2 separate regions of the Mus musculus genome follow, and region 2 is linked to region 1. A link is a loop called in an ENCODE intact Hi-C map of the cell type or tissue named here. Cell type or tissue: heart. All regions are shown on one strand. Each heading gives the region's core, and the rest is flanking DNA. Links, peaks and the distances in the headings are about the cores only.

The links. Hi-C counts contacts between places; a loop is a spot of excess contacts. Peaks named below come from ENCODE experiments on the same cell type or tissue, not always from the same donor. Only the 100,000 strongest peaks of a DNase experiment are listed, where the experiment ranks them.
Region 2: a loop joins it to region 1, with 3 times the contacts of the local background. A loop is called at or near these places in 6 of 42 quality-filtered maps.

What each region holds. Positions count from the first base shown.
Region 1 is chr14:25,301,668-25,309,755 of GRCm38, reverse strand. The region is part of intron 2 of Zmiz1os1 (a long non-coding RNA gene); the gene reads left to right. LOC115486423 (a long non-coding RNA gene) reads left to right here. Exons shown (of 2, transcript XR_001781198.1): 1 at 1-2,344; 2 at 3,367-6,135. Among named protein-coding and RNA genes, the nearest start is that of Gm41113, 74 kb to the left of the region's middle. In heart, for the core only: a CTCF peak has its summit at 5,140; a DNase peak (open chromatin) is centred at 5,095; H3K4me3 peaks cover 564 bases; H3K27ac peaks cover 1,683 bases.
Region 2 is chr14:25,111,912-25,119,999 of GRCm38, reverse strand. It overlaps Gm32123 (predicted gene, 32123), which reads right to left. Exons shown (of 3, transcript NR_153781.1): 3 at 7,069-8,088. Among named protein-coding and RNA genes, the nearest start is that of Gm32123, 6.7 kb to the right of the region's middle. In heart, for the core only: no CTCF peak of the experiment used is centred there; a DNase peak (open chromatin) is centred at 3,389; H3K27ac peaks cover 607 bases.

The sequences.
Region 1 (8,088 bases), core at 3,726-6,225:
CAAACAACAAACAAAACATTTAGCTCTCTGTTACTGAATAATCTTATAGTAACAGAAAGGAAAACAGAAGGCTCAAGAAAAATCCGTGGGCAACACTCTTGCCAAGGTTTGCAGAGATACTCTTGCATATCACCAGAGACAGGGAGCTCATTACCTGTTTGTTAAGGCAGTACATGTTGGATATCCCCACTCTGGAAACTCCTAATTTGAGATGTTCCTGAATCCAACGCTTTTGGAAGGCTGTGTGGTACTTCAAGAAGAAAACTCACAGCTCCTAGACAGAATGTAACTACACAAAAGTCTGTACACAGTTACCTCCAGGCTATGAGCTATATAGAGAAAAGAAGTGAATTTTGTCTTTAAATATTGGTGCCATACCCAAGGCATTTCATCATGTGTACACAGACAATCCATATCAGAAGCACTTCTGTCCCAGGGATTTCAACCTTTCCTATGGCTCTCATTCCAGGAGTCACCACATTGTTGCTGAACGTAGTGTGGGCACTCAAGAACCATGTAGGTTAGAACTCCTGAAGTCAAAGAGACTCCTATCTCGGTTTCCCGAGTAACTGAGATTAGCCACCGCACCGTGGCTGGCTGGTCCCAAGGATTTCAGAGACTCTGTTTGCACTTGGTTCATTTTAGAGCATTTCCGTGTCTGAGGTTGCAGACAGTAGAACAGGCCTGATACAGAGCAATGTTCTGGGAGGCCGAGACAGTCTGGACAGGTGCACTCTCTTTCTCTCTCCCTTCATGTTTTGCTATTCCTCCTGGTGTCGTGTGGATGTCCTCGGATTTCTAGATTGGAAGTTCTTTCCTTCTTTATTTTGGTTAACAAGAACAGCAAATAACACACTTTGCAAGGACAGCTACCTCCTTTGGTCTGCTGAGTGGCTCAGCTTCATGGACCCTGTTTCTAGGAAGATTATAGCAGGTCTCTCAGCTGGCACAAGAACAGACCAGAGAGACACTGACCCACACCAATATGCTCAGGAAGTAAGTTATTTGTCCAAAGTTACACATTCATAAACCAAGATGTCAGGCTGGGTCTACCAGCATGGGGAGTCCAAGCTGTGTGTCTGTCTTATTTCTCACTCGGGATGGATGTACAGGGTGGATAGAGGTCGTGAGTCCCATGGGAGGCAAGCTTGAGTGGGCGATGAGATTTGTAGAACTTAGGGGAGTTAACTGGCTCCCCGCATGGGGGCTTGGAGGCATCGCTGATACCACAAGGTTGCTGGCAGGGTATTCATGGGCCATGGTCTTTGTCCCCTGAACAGTGTCCAGGAGGGAGAATGTGTGAGTGACAGGTGGAGCTGCTGAGCTCAGGTGCAGTTTAGGGGTAGTAGAGGTTCCTGTGGAACACTCCTCCCAAGAGCCCCCAGCAGGGTGGCTCAGGCTCAGTGACATTGCCTCCCCAGTGATCTTGGAGTATAGACTCTTTCAGGACATCCTGAGACTGGCTGTGCTCCAGGTCTAGAACAAAGGGCCCAGGGTGCTCTGGAGCAGGAGGCTTCGGGTGGAGAGGTAGACAGCTCAGCACAGCTAAGAGGCTGCTGTCCTCACAGGGACCTAGGGCCCCGTGCCAGCCAACAGGGTCAGACATGACTTCCTAAAGATGTGGGTACTGCCTTTCTGGTATATCTGGGGACTGTGGTGTTTCCCCTCTGGGCTGAGGTCGACAGGTTTGGAAAATATGGGTCCAAAGAACCCAAAGAAGTTTAGGGCTGGGGCTACCCACTGCAGGTAGGAGTCTGTGGAGGAAGCAGCTCTGGCACCAGCAGAGGAAGGAGCCCTTACTATACTCCTGGGAAGATGGCCCTGTAGCAGAGTGATCTAGGCAGGGTCTCTTAGACATCCCAGCCTCTGCATTTCCACCCCATGCACAGCCAGGGGCCCAGTCATAATTCCATGCTTCCCGCTCTTTCCCCTGCCTTGTTCACAGAGTGCCCATCCAAGGCAACTGTGAAAGTGAGCCCTCAGCTGCATGGGGAAAGAGAGGGATATAGATAGCCTGTGAAAGAGAGAAAGATGGGGGGGGGGGAGGTGGGCACCACACTCAGGGAGGGAGCCACTGTCACTCAGACACAGCTGGATCAAGAGGCAGAGAAGTAAAAGTGGAGACAAGAGAAAGGCTGAGGTAGGAGCAGGTCCTGAGAGAGGAACTGGGTAGAAGGAAACAGCTATGTGTGGACAGAAGAGAGGGAAGGGCCAAGAAAGAGAGGCAGGGAACCCCACATAGATACACAGAGGACCAATAAGGACAAAGGTCACCTATGGCTCAGGGCCATAAACTGGGGCCAGGAAGAGGTGCAGGACAAGTGGGAGACAGCACAAAGGGCAGGTGAGAAGAGGCGGTGAGGAAGGAGGAAATGTGGGGAGGTGAGCACCATGTGGGAATGAGAAACTGTGTGTGTAGATCAGAGAAGGGAAGGGCAGGGCTGGCACTGAGCTCTGTCCGTGGAGGACTGGGGCCAGCAGCAGCCACTGGTCTGAGATCCCTCTGGTTGGCTATGCATTGCCTAAGGAGCCAGCTGCCCCAGGCTGCCTCCTACAGAGTCTGGAGGTTCCAGTCCTCAGTCTGTTATGGTTGCTGTGGCCACACCTGATTGTGCTCTCCTGAAGAGCCAAGATTTGGGGCACTGGTGGGTCCTGTGCAGAGTGAAAGCTGAGAGCAGGTCAGTGACCCCCGAGAGCCAGCCCCATGTAAGGAACTGGACTTCACACCCCAAGACAATGAAATCATTGTTCTGTGGGCCCCAAAGTTCCAGACAGGGTTGCCTTCATTTTAAAGAGGAGACTATAGCCTAATGAAGAGTCCCGACCACAGTGCAGTGTCTGGTGTGCGGCAAAGGCCAGAGAGGCCTGGGTGGGATGGACAGAGCCTTCCTTTCCAGTGGAATTCCCCTCCCATCATGGAGGTGACAGAATCTGAGGACAGGCTTGTCTCACATTCCAGATGTGGCCCCCAGCAACACCTCTGGCTGGGAGGCAAATGTCAGCTTCCCTGTGGGTTCTGGGGAAGAAGGGGGTCTAGTCCTACATTTGTTAGCAGAGTATAGAGTCACATCAGCCCCAGTCGTGCGGTAAGGCAGTGTCTTCTACAGCTGAGACAGAAAGGTTGGTGTTTGGCTTGAGAGCATCGGGACAAAGGCCTCCTTCACGGGTCTGTTAGAATAAGAAGGGGTGCCTTTTCTGAGCTGAAGTTGCTTGAACTCTACTGAAGGGCGTTTAGATTTCCCACGGGGGAAGCCATGATGCTGAGACCTCTGGATATTCACTGCTACTTCCTCCATTCCTCTGCTTCCATCCTTCTAACTCCCTTCCCCCAACCCACTCTCACATTGTTCTCCTGTTCTGGGCCAGGTCAGCACGGCAAGACTGCTATCAAGGAGACATGTGTAGTTCCGGGTCTTGGGGCTCATTATCGACTGCAGCAGTTGCTGTGGCTGCTGGACCATCAGGATCTGTGGATGTGTTTAGACAGATGGAGGAATTACAGATGGGCTCAGGAGCTGTACGCGGGATACTGGAGGTTGGTGCTTTCTCCCTGGAGGCTGAGATTTGCAACTCTAGGCTAGATTTGTAAACTGTCAAATCTCAAGGCATTTGAACTCTGCTCTGAGGGGGCAGTGTGAAGTTATAAGCCGTGATGGTCATGATCACAGCTGCCTGTGCTTTAAGAGGTAGGGGATTGAGCAGGAAGGGAACACAGAGATGGTAAGAGACACTGGAAGGGGATAGGATAATGTTAAAATGGATGATGGTGATGTTTGCTGACCCTGATGGTACCGATGAGGTGATGATAAAGGCAATGGCAGTAGTTGAGGGAGTGTGCTGGTGAAGATGGTGATGGTGGTGGTGTTGACAGCAATGGCAATGACAAAGTGATGATGTTGACCGTGATATTTGTGTGTTTGTGGTGATGGTATCGACGGTGTTGATGATGATTATGGTGATGGTAGTAGTCTTGGTGGTGGTAATGGTGATGGGTCATGGTGGTAATGTTTGTAATATTGGTGGCGATGTTTATGGTCTTGGTGGTGACAATGATGATAGTGGCTTTTTTTTTTTAAGTTGGCAGTGATGCTGATGATTATGGTGATGATAGTGGTGGTTGTGGTGCTGCTGTTGATGGTGGTGACAGCGATGGTGAAGGCTGTGGTTGTGGTAATGTTGGCAGTAGTGAATCCTGACCAGGAGAGAATCTAGAAGGTGCAGAAGAGCTGATGTAATGGTATTTGATGACAGGAGCCATTTGCATTAGGGGAGGTGTGAGGTGATGGCTTTGGATGTTCTTATAGCCTATCGGATATCTAGGTGGTGTCCAGTGGACAGTGAGTACTGGGATCTGGAATTTAGCCAGACAAAGATGAGAGCGGTAGAGAATACACCTGCTTTGGGCATGAGATGCCCGAGAGAGGGCACAGAGGGACAGAACCAGAGCCAGGGTCTCTGTGGCTTCCTGATGTTCAGAAGGGTTTCCGAGTCTCCAGGCTTCCTAGGCTCTGCCCAGGGGCTGGAATCCAGGCTTCTCTGCTTGCCTCTCACCAGTGTCACACTCAGTGTTTTTATTCCTCGCCAGGTTCTCAGGAGGATGACATTTGAAAAGGGAGCTCTGTGCTAAAAAAAAAAAAAATCTCTTTCTAACCCAGGTGAAGGAATTGCCATCCTGTGGGGTTAAGAGAAGGGCCTGGGTGACCCCTTGTGACAGCTGGTCCAGGCTGGAATCAATCTGGAGCTCTGCAAAGGGATCGTGGTGTGTGGAGCAGCCTGCGAATAGGGATCTCTTTATAAGGAGGCTCCCTTCTCCCTTAACAAGCCCAGCGAGTCTGCAGTGGGTCTGGTGGAGGGGGTTGCAGCAGAGACGGTGGCAGGGCTTGAGGAGGTGCCTGATTACAAGTCCTCTAAAACCTGGGCTATGGCTCCAGCCAGATGTCGTCCCAGTGAGCACGTGGCCCTGCTGTGGCCCCAGTTTGGCTGCCGATGACTGCCTGGCCTTTCCTGCCCTCTCCTGCCACAGGCCCTCACACCAGGCCGGAATGTCCTCAGGAAGCGGCATCTCGCTCTGCAGAGGGAGCTTTGCTTCTGGACTCCTGGCTGCAGCTCCAGCCAGGATGTTTTGCAATGAGCCTGGGGAAGCGTCCATTCCGGGAAGATCAGGGAGTGGACGGTGCTTGCCAGCAGGGGTCTGGGTGAGAGGGCAGCCACTGCCTGCTGGGCTGGGGTGGGACAGCCCATTCCTCAGGCCCTGTGGGACCTTGGCCTCTAAGCTGTTTATCTGTCTGTCTGCCTGTCCATCTGGATTAGAGGGGCTGGCTTGCTCACTTCAGTTCCCCAAAGGGCTCCCAACTGCAGGGCAGCTTGAGCCTTCTTTCGCTTTATTTCATCTTGGAATGTTTTTGAATATGACTCAAAAGCGATTACAAATTGAAAAGGTACGCCTGCTTCCAGCCACACTGCCCCTGCCCAGGATCCTGGGCCCCAGGAGTAAACTCCCTCAAGTCCCTTTTGTAGTTTGTTGTCTAGTGTTCTGTTTGCAAACAGAAGTGGCTGCTCCTACCCCAGAGGAATCATGCTATGTGCGATGCTTAGGGCTTTGTTCTCCAAAGGGCCACATGACTGTCTGCACAGGACTCCAGCAGGGGTCATCAAGCGCCATGTGGATCCCTCACATAGGACTGTCTGTATTTGCTTTGGAGGAACATGCTGGAGGTGCAAGGCTCTCTACTTTCTTAAGAGCCAGTCCCTTCTCTGGTCTAACCTGTTCCTCCTACTTTCTCATGTAGCCACATTGACAGGAGAAGACCCCGAGGAAGCATGCCCAAGGGAAAACTGTAAATGACAAAGCCGAGGACTTCAATTCAGGTGGACTGGGATTCGACTCTTTCCTCTTTGTCTGTTGTACTGTTGGGAACTTTAGACCTATGGAGTCTTCTATTTTTAGGAGCCAGACCTTCGAAAATTGGAGAGGGCCAGCCAGTATGTCAAGATCTCACGGCTGCCCTTCCCTCTTGTCCTGACACCTGAGCTCTCCTGTGTGTGAAGGATTTCCGCATGCCCAGAAGACAGCTTCAAGCTTCCAGAGCCAGGCACACTTATAGAAGAAAGGAATAAAACCATTTTACAGATGTGTATGCCGAGGCAGCTGAAAGCAATTGCTGACTTGGGTCATGGTTTAAGTCAGGGTGGGTTCTGGGCCCCTGGCCCTCACATGTCCCTACCCAGCATCCTCTTTACCTGCTCTTCCCCCATAGTGTCACTTTGTGCTTTGTCCCTGAAGGCTTTTACCTGTCTTCTCCACTTTTCTCAGCCTTGTTTACCTGACGGTTCCTTTCCTTGGTCTTCACTGGCTAAGGTCAGCCTCTGGTGTGTATGTATGTGTGTGTGTGTGTGCACATGTGTGTGTGCATGTGTGTATGTATGTAAGTGGGTGTGTATGTGTGAGTGTGTGTGTACATGTGTGAGTGTGTTATATGTGCGAGTGTATGTGTATGTGTGGGTATGTATATGTGAGTGTGTGTATGCATTCTGTGAGTGTATATGTAAGTGTGAGTATGTGTAAATGATTATGTGTGTATATATGGGTGGGTATGTATATGTGTGAGTATGTATACGTATGTGACTTTATATGTGTGTGTATGTGTGAATGAGTGTGTGTATGTGTGTGTGTTAACTGAAGCATGATCTTGGTGGTATATTATCCATGTTCCTTCAGAGTTATGTGTCTAGAATTCCACATGCCCTGTTAGGCTATCAATTCTTTTGAGGAAAAAAGTTGATAAATGGCCTTCGGTGACCCTCAAACTCTTGTGTTCCAAGGGACGATGAAACGCACAATCTAACCTGTTCTTCTGAGCCACCTTTGATGAGCAGAAGATCTTGGAACTCTCTCTCTCTCTCTCTCTCTCTCTCTCTCTCTCTCACTCATTCTCTCTCTCTCTCTCTCTCTCTCTCTCATTTTCTCTCTCTCTCTAGGCTTAATTTGCCCTCCTTTAAAGTAAGGCTAAGACTCTTTTTTTTTTTTTTAACTTCCAAAAAGCTCTGAGGGTGAAATAAAGTGTTCACTGGATTTCATGGGGCATAGTTTCTAGTTCTGAACACTCTAAATTTTCAGGCAAATCAATTCTGTCTGTTTATGGCTGTGTACATGTCTACTTGTATACACGTGTAAATCGGAATTTATTTTGGAGACTAGGGTGGTATATTTGAGTATGTAGTACTTGAATATGTTAATTAGAATTTAGTTGTAATTCTGTCCTTCCTATACCCCTTTATGGGCAGAACATGATTGGTCTCCTTTGTTTCAAATCCAGCTGTGCTGGCACCCAGAGTTCCCCAAATACTCTCTTCTTTGGTGCAATCCCATCTACAAGGCTCTGCAGAACCCCCATGACAAGTACAGAGCAAATGCATCCATCAATAGCACGGAAGTCAACAAAGCAGTGTCTCTATGGGTTACCCTTGGGGACAGAAAAATGATCTGCCATAAAGCCATTCTGCTCAGCCACAGTGACAGTTCACATGTAGTGGCATGTCCACACTTGGGAAAAGGCAGACTCAGAATTGGCAGGTCTGGGTGGGGCTGGTGTCCTGTTTTTGTGACAAGCTCCTGGGGATGTCATTGCTGGTCCAGGGACCACACTTTGCATAGCAGGATTATAAAGAATCCTCTGTGAGAACAAATTCCTCCCCATGTTCGTCCCTGCTGCTGTATTTGGAGACAGGTGACCACCTACAGCTGTTTCTGAATTAGGCCATCAAATATACCAGCAGGAAGCGATCTGGTCTTTCGATGCTAGACAATAAGTCCTGGCAGGGAGAGAATAGGCAGACAGGTTAGAGACTGCAGTGGATGAGGTACAGTGACCATTGTTGGAGACAGGAAGGTCCTTCAGGTCTGTGCGACATTGGTGGAGTCTTTCTGAGGAGATGACAATCTCCCACACTCCTGTTACTTCCCCTTTCTCAGCAAATAAGCTTTGAGTTTGTTAGTGGTTTAATTTTTTATTTATTAATTTTTAAAGAGACACTTCCCCCCTTTTTTTTTCCTTGGGTCTGGAGTCATTAAACAGGGATTAGCTGGAT
Region 2 (8,088 bases), core at 1,919-4,418, 190 kb after region 1:
CCCTAGTATGGGTTTCAATGATCACCATCCTATATTGTTTGAATTTATACAATGCTACAACTAGATCTCTGTTTGCATTGCTCTGATGAGATGTCAAAGCAGTACTGCAGATTTATTGTTGTTTGTTTTTGAGACAGAGTCTTAAGCACACCAGGATGCCTTTGACCATGACCTTCTGATCCTCCTGCCTCTGCCTCCCCAGTGCTGGGATTATAAGCTTCCAGCACCACATGCAGTTTATACGGCTGTGAGAATCAAACCCGGAGTCTCGTGCATACAGGCAAGTATTCTACCACCTGAACATCTCCAGTCCTCACTGCAGATTTAAACATGAGGCTTAAAGCTGACAAAGTTAATGTCCCTGCACTACATCAGTGGTGTAACGCTGCCTTTGTTGTGTGCAGATTGACACCTGTAATCCACACAGGATGACAGGTGGCACAGGACAGCCCCACTGTGAATTTTTCCTGCTTCTGTGACAGTGGGATTTGACAATTTCCCATTATGTCTCTCCTCTGGGACTTCAACATCATCCATCCATGCATGTGCTGTCATGCCATTAGGGTCTCACCTGATGAGGGCCAACATGGCTAGACTTGGCCTTGTCTGTAGGCCTGTGGGATGCTTGTAAGACCAGCAGGAATGTTTGACCATGTGACCACTGTAAGGAAAAATAGCAGCTAGTCTCACAGTCTTCATCCTCTGTCATCCACCGGCTTCTCATAAGGAAGTGTGGAAAGTGTCCATACCCAGGCCCACCTCAGAGCCATGAAGTTAAACCCAAGGTGCAGTGGTGTGGAGAAAGCATGATATAAGCCAGCCATGCAAACATGAGATTGCATCAGAAGTCTGTGGTGAATGTGGAAGGGCCAAACACGGACGACCCAGCCCTGCAGTTCCTAAGTCTGATGGGTCATGTGTGGACACAGAAAGGGGCATCCCTCACAGAAACCCTGCAGTCCCTGCTCAAGAGACTCCATTTCAGGAGCCATCAACTTCAATGACAGGGATATTTAGAGAGTACATAGAAGAGCCTCAGTAGGAGACATGGCCATGGACTTGGCCTGAGACTCAGATCCCCTGACTCCCTACCTGCTCCCTGTGGTCTCTGGCCAATCACCACTCCACATGAGTCCCAGTCTTTGGTGAGCATCCTCTCCAGCTCAGAGAGTAGCTGGGAAGGCACATTGTTGGAGTCAGGCTTGGCTTGGAGTCTAGTTGTACTGCTTGACTGCTGTGTGGGCCCAGCCAAGGCCTTCATCGGCATCATGGAGAATAAGGCTAATGAATCATGGCTGGTTATGGGGTTTAAACATATGCTAACACTCTTTGTAAGCTCCAAAACCATGAATTATTTGCTGTGTAAATTGAAACTTAAGTCCAGGATAAAGGATGCCTGGGAACAATCCCCCAAGAGAAGCAGCCACATGTCCATCTCTTCTGTCCATACCAGGATTTCCTGAAAGCCACCCTACGGCAAACAAGCCCTTGTGTGTGCAAAGCTGAAAGATGATCTGAAATCCCAAGATGGATGCTAGTGGGTGGTCCAAAGGAGAGGATCTAATCACCCTCCCTAGCATTCATACTAAGGGAAGCAGGTTGAATGACTGCCTTTCTGAGAAAGCTCGACATTCAGTCAGCACTCCATATATCAGGGGGAAATATGATTGATGGAAGGGGAGAATGTAGGGCAGTGCATTAGTTTGCTTCTGATGCTGTGATAAAACACCACAATCAAAGGCAACTTGAGGAGGAAAAGGTTTGTTTCATGTCCAATGCTATGAGCCATCATTGAGGGAAACTAGGACAGGGACTCAAGCAGGGCAGGCACCTGGAGGCAGGAACTGGAGCAGAGACTATGGAGGAACTCTGCTTATTGAATGGATCTCTGTGGCCTGTTCATCCTGTTTTCTTGTACACTCCAGGACTCCCTGCCTAAGGGTAGCGCCGCCCATAGTGGGCTTAGCCATCCCACATCAACCATTCATCAAGAAAATGGCCCACAGACTTGCCTACAGGCCAATCTGATGGAGGCATTTTCTCAACTGAAGTTCCTTATTCCCAGATGACCCTAGCTGTGTCAAGTTGCAAAATAAATAAATAAATAAATAAATAAATAAATAAATAAATAAATTAAATTTAAAAAAATCTAATCAGCATAGTCAGGAATAGAAAGTCTTCCCAGGACAGACCACTTCTCTATGCTTCAGCTGCCCCTTGCCATCTCTGTCACAGCTCTCAGCCAAGATGGTGACAGTGAGATCAGCTTCCTGTCACAAAACCCACAGGCACATTGAAGACAGCTCTTTACTGTGGTAGTTGTCACTTGGTTCCTGTCCTTGTACCTGATCTGTGACTGATGGGCATGCAAGCTGAAGGAATGCTTGAATGAGGGAGACATCAAACTGAGAGGCAGAGATCTTCCTGCAGAGCTCGGCTAACTCTCAGCCACGACCTGGCCACTAGACTGGGGGGCAAGCAGAAGGCCAAGGGGAAGCAGTTTGATGAGGAAACCAAGAAGAAGTTTGGAAAACCAAACCATTGAGTAACACAATAGAAGATGAATTGCCAGGGGAGGGGGTATGGGCAGGAGAAGGAACAGTTTAAAGCAACCACCTCATGAGTTGACAGGTTTGGAATTAGTAACAACCTCAAAGGAGAGAGATGAAAAGGAAGAAAAAGGTTTTGAAGGAGTTTGGATAACTCGGTGAGGAAGAGTTCAGTGGCTCACATTGCAGGGAGATCTTCAGTCAGGTCTCAGAGGAGAGAGAGAGGAGAGGGGAATTGGGTGTGTGTGTTTGTGTCTACGGAGAGTTTCTGCCAGAAATGCCTCAACACTGCCACCCCTATCAGAAGGGGAAAGGGTCAGCCCACCCACACTCCTGTTTGTCTTACTCTGCCTGTCAGAAACCAACAGCCACATAGATAAAGCTCTCAGATCTGAAGCAGAAAGAGGGAGACAGTTTGTTCTGGGCCTTGAGTGATTAAGTCTCGGAGCAAACTGGCTCATTTTGCTTTCCTTCAATTTCTCACCTTGAAAGCCTCACAATAACGATTAAGAACTGTTCAGGAATAGTTACTCTCTCACCAGGGCATGAGAAGCAGAGGGCATCAGTCCCCATGTTCTAAGGGTCTGATTCAAACAAGAGCAGCCATACAAACTGGCCAGGAGCTCTGGTCAAACGAGACACACTGGGGAAGCTGCTGGACAGTCAATGGCCTGTTGTGGCTTAGGACTCCTTTGTAGACAGAGAAAGTTCTGTACAGGACAAAAGAGGGACTTCTGTTTGGACAAAGTGGTCAATAAGACCTCTAGCACCCATGGGATAACTCCATGATGGCTTGAGTTGGGGTGTGTGTAACACACTTCAAAAAGCGGCCTCTACTGGTGACATGGGGTACTGCAGCCCAGCTTGAGTAGCTGGTGTAATACAATCAGAACAGGCTTGTTAAGGAGGGCGTCCTATGGTATCAACATGCTGTCGTGGAAGTACTTGATTGCATATGAAGAGAAAATTCAAATTCTAAAGGACCATCCTAGAGCAATTCTAGTGATGTATATGCTGAAGCCTACAGGGTTCCAGAAAGGTGGTAACCCATACGTAGTATACAACTACCACGCCCTCCTGGTTACACAAAGTGTAAGCAGAACCCTTATTCTACAAAGTATCTGTGATAAACTGCTATGAGATGTGCGTCTGCCTTGGCAGTATAACTGAAGGGAAAATAAGTTTCTTGATGTATTATCACATGATCACCTGTGTGATAGTCACATTGTAGGTCTCTTGTGGGAGTCACAGTGTACAGAGTAGGTCCCAAGGGAAGCAAGACTTGCCTGTGGAGTTGGATTAAACTTTTCGATCAGAGTGAAGCATGCAGCATAAGCCTGCAGTTTGAGTACTCAGTGGACAGAGGCAGGTGGATCTCCCCATGAATTTGAGGACAGCCTGGTCTACAGAGAGGTACTCAGTCTCAAAACATTTTCTTTTTCAGTCAGAAAGATGAGTCCGGGAATGCACAGAAATGATGCATCAGGACCAGGAGGGTCTGAAAGCCATTCCTTTAAACTGCATTCCTCAGTTCAGATGGTAAACTGAGATCACAGATGAGTGATTCTTTCAGTGGCCCTTAGCAAGAGGAAAAACTAGTCACATACAGGATTCCAGCCCAGGGCCTTCTTAGGAAGATTGCTAGCTCCCTATTTTCTACAGTTGTACCATCTAAGGATCTCTCTTGCAACTCCTTTAAGAGGTTATTTTATGATGGAAATGGCGTAAATTCTTTACTGCACTGTCTTGAAGACTATAGCATCTGCCTCGCCCCGAGAAGAGATCCTCACTCTCCTTTTGCAAGTATGGTTGGGGTCAAAACATCGCGTCTTTAGAATCATATGAATCCAGGTGACAGCGTCCATGTGACAAGTGGAAGACCAAGCTCACGAGAGTAGGGAAGTCACTCTGGGACCCTTTGAGCATCCTCTAGCAGGAGCACTCTTGTGCCCAGCTTCAGTGCCCTTCAGGAGACGATTAGAGTCATCTCAAGGAAGGCTGAATTGGGGGCACCAAGCCTCCGTGGACTCAAGAGCATCTTCACTCCAGCATCCCTTATGCGCCTCATAATGGATCCTTTCTTTAAACATTACACCCCTCAATTAGCTCATAATTGCTGTCCATGCCCTATGAATTATGCATTGTGTGAGGCAAATACAGGTTCCCAGGCACTGGACAAATCGCAAGCTGTTGAAGAAGCTGGGGTAATTACCAAAACAATCCTGGGACCCTGGGGAAGGGAATGCATTTCTTGCCTCTCCTCCCTGCCTTCTTCCACGCATGACTGGGGTTCGTCCCCCCACCCCACCCCGGGCTTCAGTCAGTAGTGTCTGGGTTCAGAGCCTGTACCCTGTGCCCAGGAAGATGTTGACGCTCACTCTGTTTCAGTGCCCTTACTACTTACAGCCTCGCCAGCCCTTTGCATCCTTAGCTTGAAGCATTTGCTCCCTCTTGAGTTTGTGTGTTTCATAGGGCTGGGTTTTGGGTAAGGATCACCTTTGTGGCAAAACAGAGATGGTGGCTTGTTCAGCAAGTGACAAATGTCATGGCAGTGGATGGCTTAAAGCTATTTTTTTCTTTTTTTGAAAAGGGACAAAGAGGCCACTTGGGAAGCACTCGCGTTAATTACAAGGGAATTTACATTTATTGAAACTTCTCAAACCCTCTAACAGAGGGTTAAGATATGTATTCAAAAAGCAATAAAATAGCAGTCCTTCCCTTATGCTCAGCCACCCATGCTGGTTCTCCACCATCTACCCTTGCATGCAAGTTGTCTTGAGTCATTTGGTTAATGCTATACATAAACACATGTGTGCACTCATGGCAATCTTATATTGAGCAGAGGGTAACTGTCTTTCTATGGATCCCCCCCATTCTTCCTAGATATTCATTTGAAGAATAACCAATCACTACAATTATCTTTCTATCCAGACAGCTTGAATAAGGTATCTTTAGATTTTTGCATTCAAATCTTTTTCTATAAAACAACTTAGTTCTTACAAGTTTATTCAGCTTAAAGGAATGAAGGCTTATTCTAGATTCTATGCATTTTGATCTCTGTGTGTCTGTCAGTCTCTTCCTCCCCCTCCCTCCCTCCCCCTCCCTCCCTCCCTCCCTCCCTCCCTCCCTTCAGCATTGCCCCCCAAGGTCTAATACATGCTAGGTAAGGACTCTAGCACTGAGCTATATCCTTTTTATTAATTTTGAAACAGTTTTAATAATTTGCCCAGGCTGGCCTTGAACTCACTCCCTAGCTCAGGCTGCTCTTGAACTTGTGACTCCTCAGACCTTCAAGTCCCTCTGACTTTCTTACACATCTTTCATGGAATTCATACTGAGCCGACTGCTATGCCAGGCTTTTAATATTTCTGCCATTCATCTAGTTATTCTTTAAATGTTTATTTAGAGCTATTATGTGCCATTGCGCTGGGCCAGAAACTGGAGTTGCCAAAGTCGTGGTCCTTGCTTTTAAGTAGCTCATGATCTTTCAAAGAAGACAGAAGGCCATCGAATCCTGAGCTGATGACCTGAACTCAGGGCTCAGTATGGCAAACAAAAGGCCAAGGACTGAGCTTAAACCTTAGCATCTCCACTTCCGGAACTTCATAATCTTTGTGGATCTCAGTTTCTTTATCTGTAAAATGGGAGGAAGTAGGAATACAAGTGGGCAACGTTATGAACATTCTCTTCACAAAATTTTAGAATCCATTTGTACTTTTTAAAAGTCAGTCATGCATTGGTTTGAAATTTTACTAAGATACAAATTCCAACCAAGTGGGCACCAGTATGAACACTGCTACTTTCTTCACGGAACAAAAGATAAAACTGAGCTAATTACTTTTGATATCAAAAGGTCAATTATTTGTAGGTTCCAAATCCTCCCCCCTGTGGTCATCTCTTTGGCAGGAAACATGACTAAGCCTGTGGGAGTGGAAAGAGGAGGATGGGCTGGGCTTATCTAGTGGCTTGGAGTCAGCTGGGGAGCTGAGGTCAGGCAATGGGAGGAAGGATCAAATTTAAATGAAGAGAAAGGTTGAAGTTGCTAGCAAAGGAGCTGGACTTCAGAGAGGGCCCAGGCGCATGAGGCTACTTCACATAACAATGTTTTTCCTTTACTTATTCAACAACATGTTCTTCCATACCAGTCTGGGCAGGTGCTGGTCACACAGGGTGATCCCTCTCCTGGGAAGGTTTGTGATCTAGTTAGGAGGATCAGACATTTCAAAAACCCAAAGGTGGGTGACAATTGCTGGCAGATTAGTCTACATGGCCATCGAACCAGATCTGGCCTGCAGTCAGGGAGGCTGTATTTGAGCGAGTGACAATGGATCTGTGATACAGAGGAAAGAGCTACCAAGGAGTAAGGGAGTCACTACGCAGACGTGGAACAGCATGATGGTGCTGAGGAGCAGCACGAGCTGACTACAGGAACCGTGACTCACCAGTTTTGGTGAAAGTGGTGTTTACCAGCTTTCAGTAAAAAGGGAGAAGGAAGATTGAACCAGAAAGGCAACGACGCTTTGTGTTCATCCATAAGACGGTTTTTTACACAACCATAAAAATATACAGAGAGCACTGAGATACTCGAATGTCAAGATTTCAGAAGCAGTATCAATGGTGTTAGTTTCTTCTAGAAGGGCTTGCATGGGAGCCCTGGCTCTTGCTTTTCACGAGTAAACCATATGTGAGCTTTAAGAGCTCCTGGAAGCAGAAGCCGGTGAGCATCAGTCCTAATCAGGTTCTCTCTCCAGCCCTCACTTCTGACCCCCGAGTCTTCCTGAGAACTGCTGCTGCTCTGACCAGTGAGAACTCGGGAACTACAGCCATTTCTGTTACTCTAGTTCCCTCAACAAGTGCCTCTATGTGTTATGTGGGTAGAGAAAAAAGGGGGGGGGGTTGACAATTCATCAAGTCTAGGAAAGAGATTAAGTAACTACTCGGGCTTTAATTGTGTGCCTTATCGGAGAGTTTGATGTTTGTAACATGCATTATAAGTCTCTAACTGGGGACATAATTAGGAATATTTTCCAAACACATTTGATCTGAAAACATGCTTTTCCTGCGAATCCTGGGCAGATGTGTTTCAGAGTTTGTTTTTGGTAACTGCTACTTAAGTGAGTACCTTAAGTCTGAAACCTCAGTGGACTGGATTGTAGAGGTCACTTTGTCCAAACCTTCCGTGCAACAGAAGGCTGTGACTAAATCCCAGTGACCTTAATCCACCTTGCAGGTGTCACTGCAGACACACCCCTTCCACCAGATACTGTGATGCTGTAGGCGAGAAAAGTGGCACCAAGAGTAGTGATGTCCCTATGTCCTGTGGTGCTACTGCCAGCCAGTTCTGGCTCTGGCCCTCAGTTTCAAGGTGTGTTCAACAAGTACTAAGCATCTGTGGTTCTGAGGACTCAACACTACCTGACAAGTACCTGGCACACCAGAATCACACAGGAGAGTTGTCAGCCAGCTGGCATCTCACCCCAAGAAACACGCACCCTGCTTTATACAACCAATTATATGCAAATATTCTTTGTAGGATATG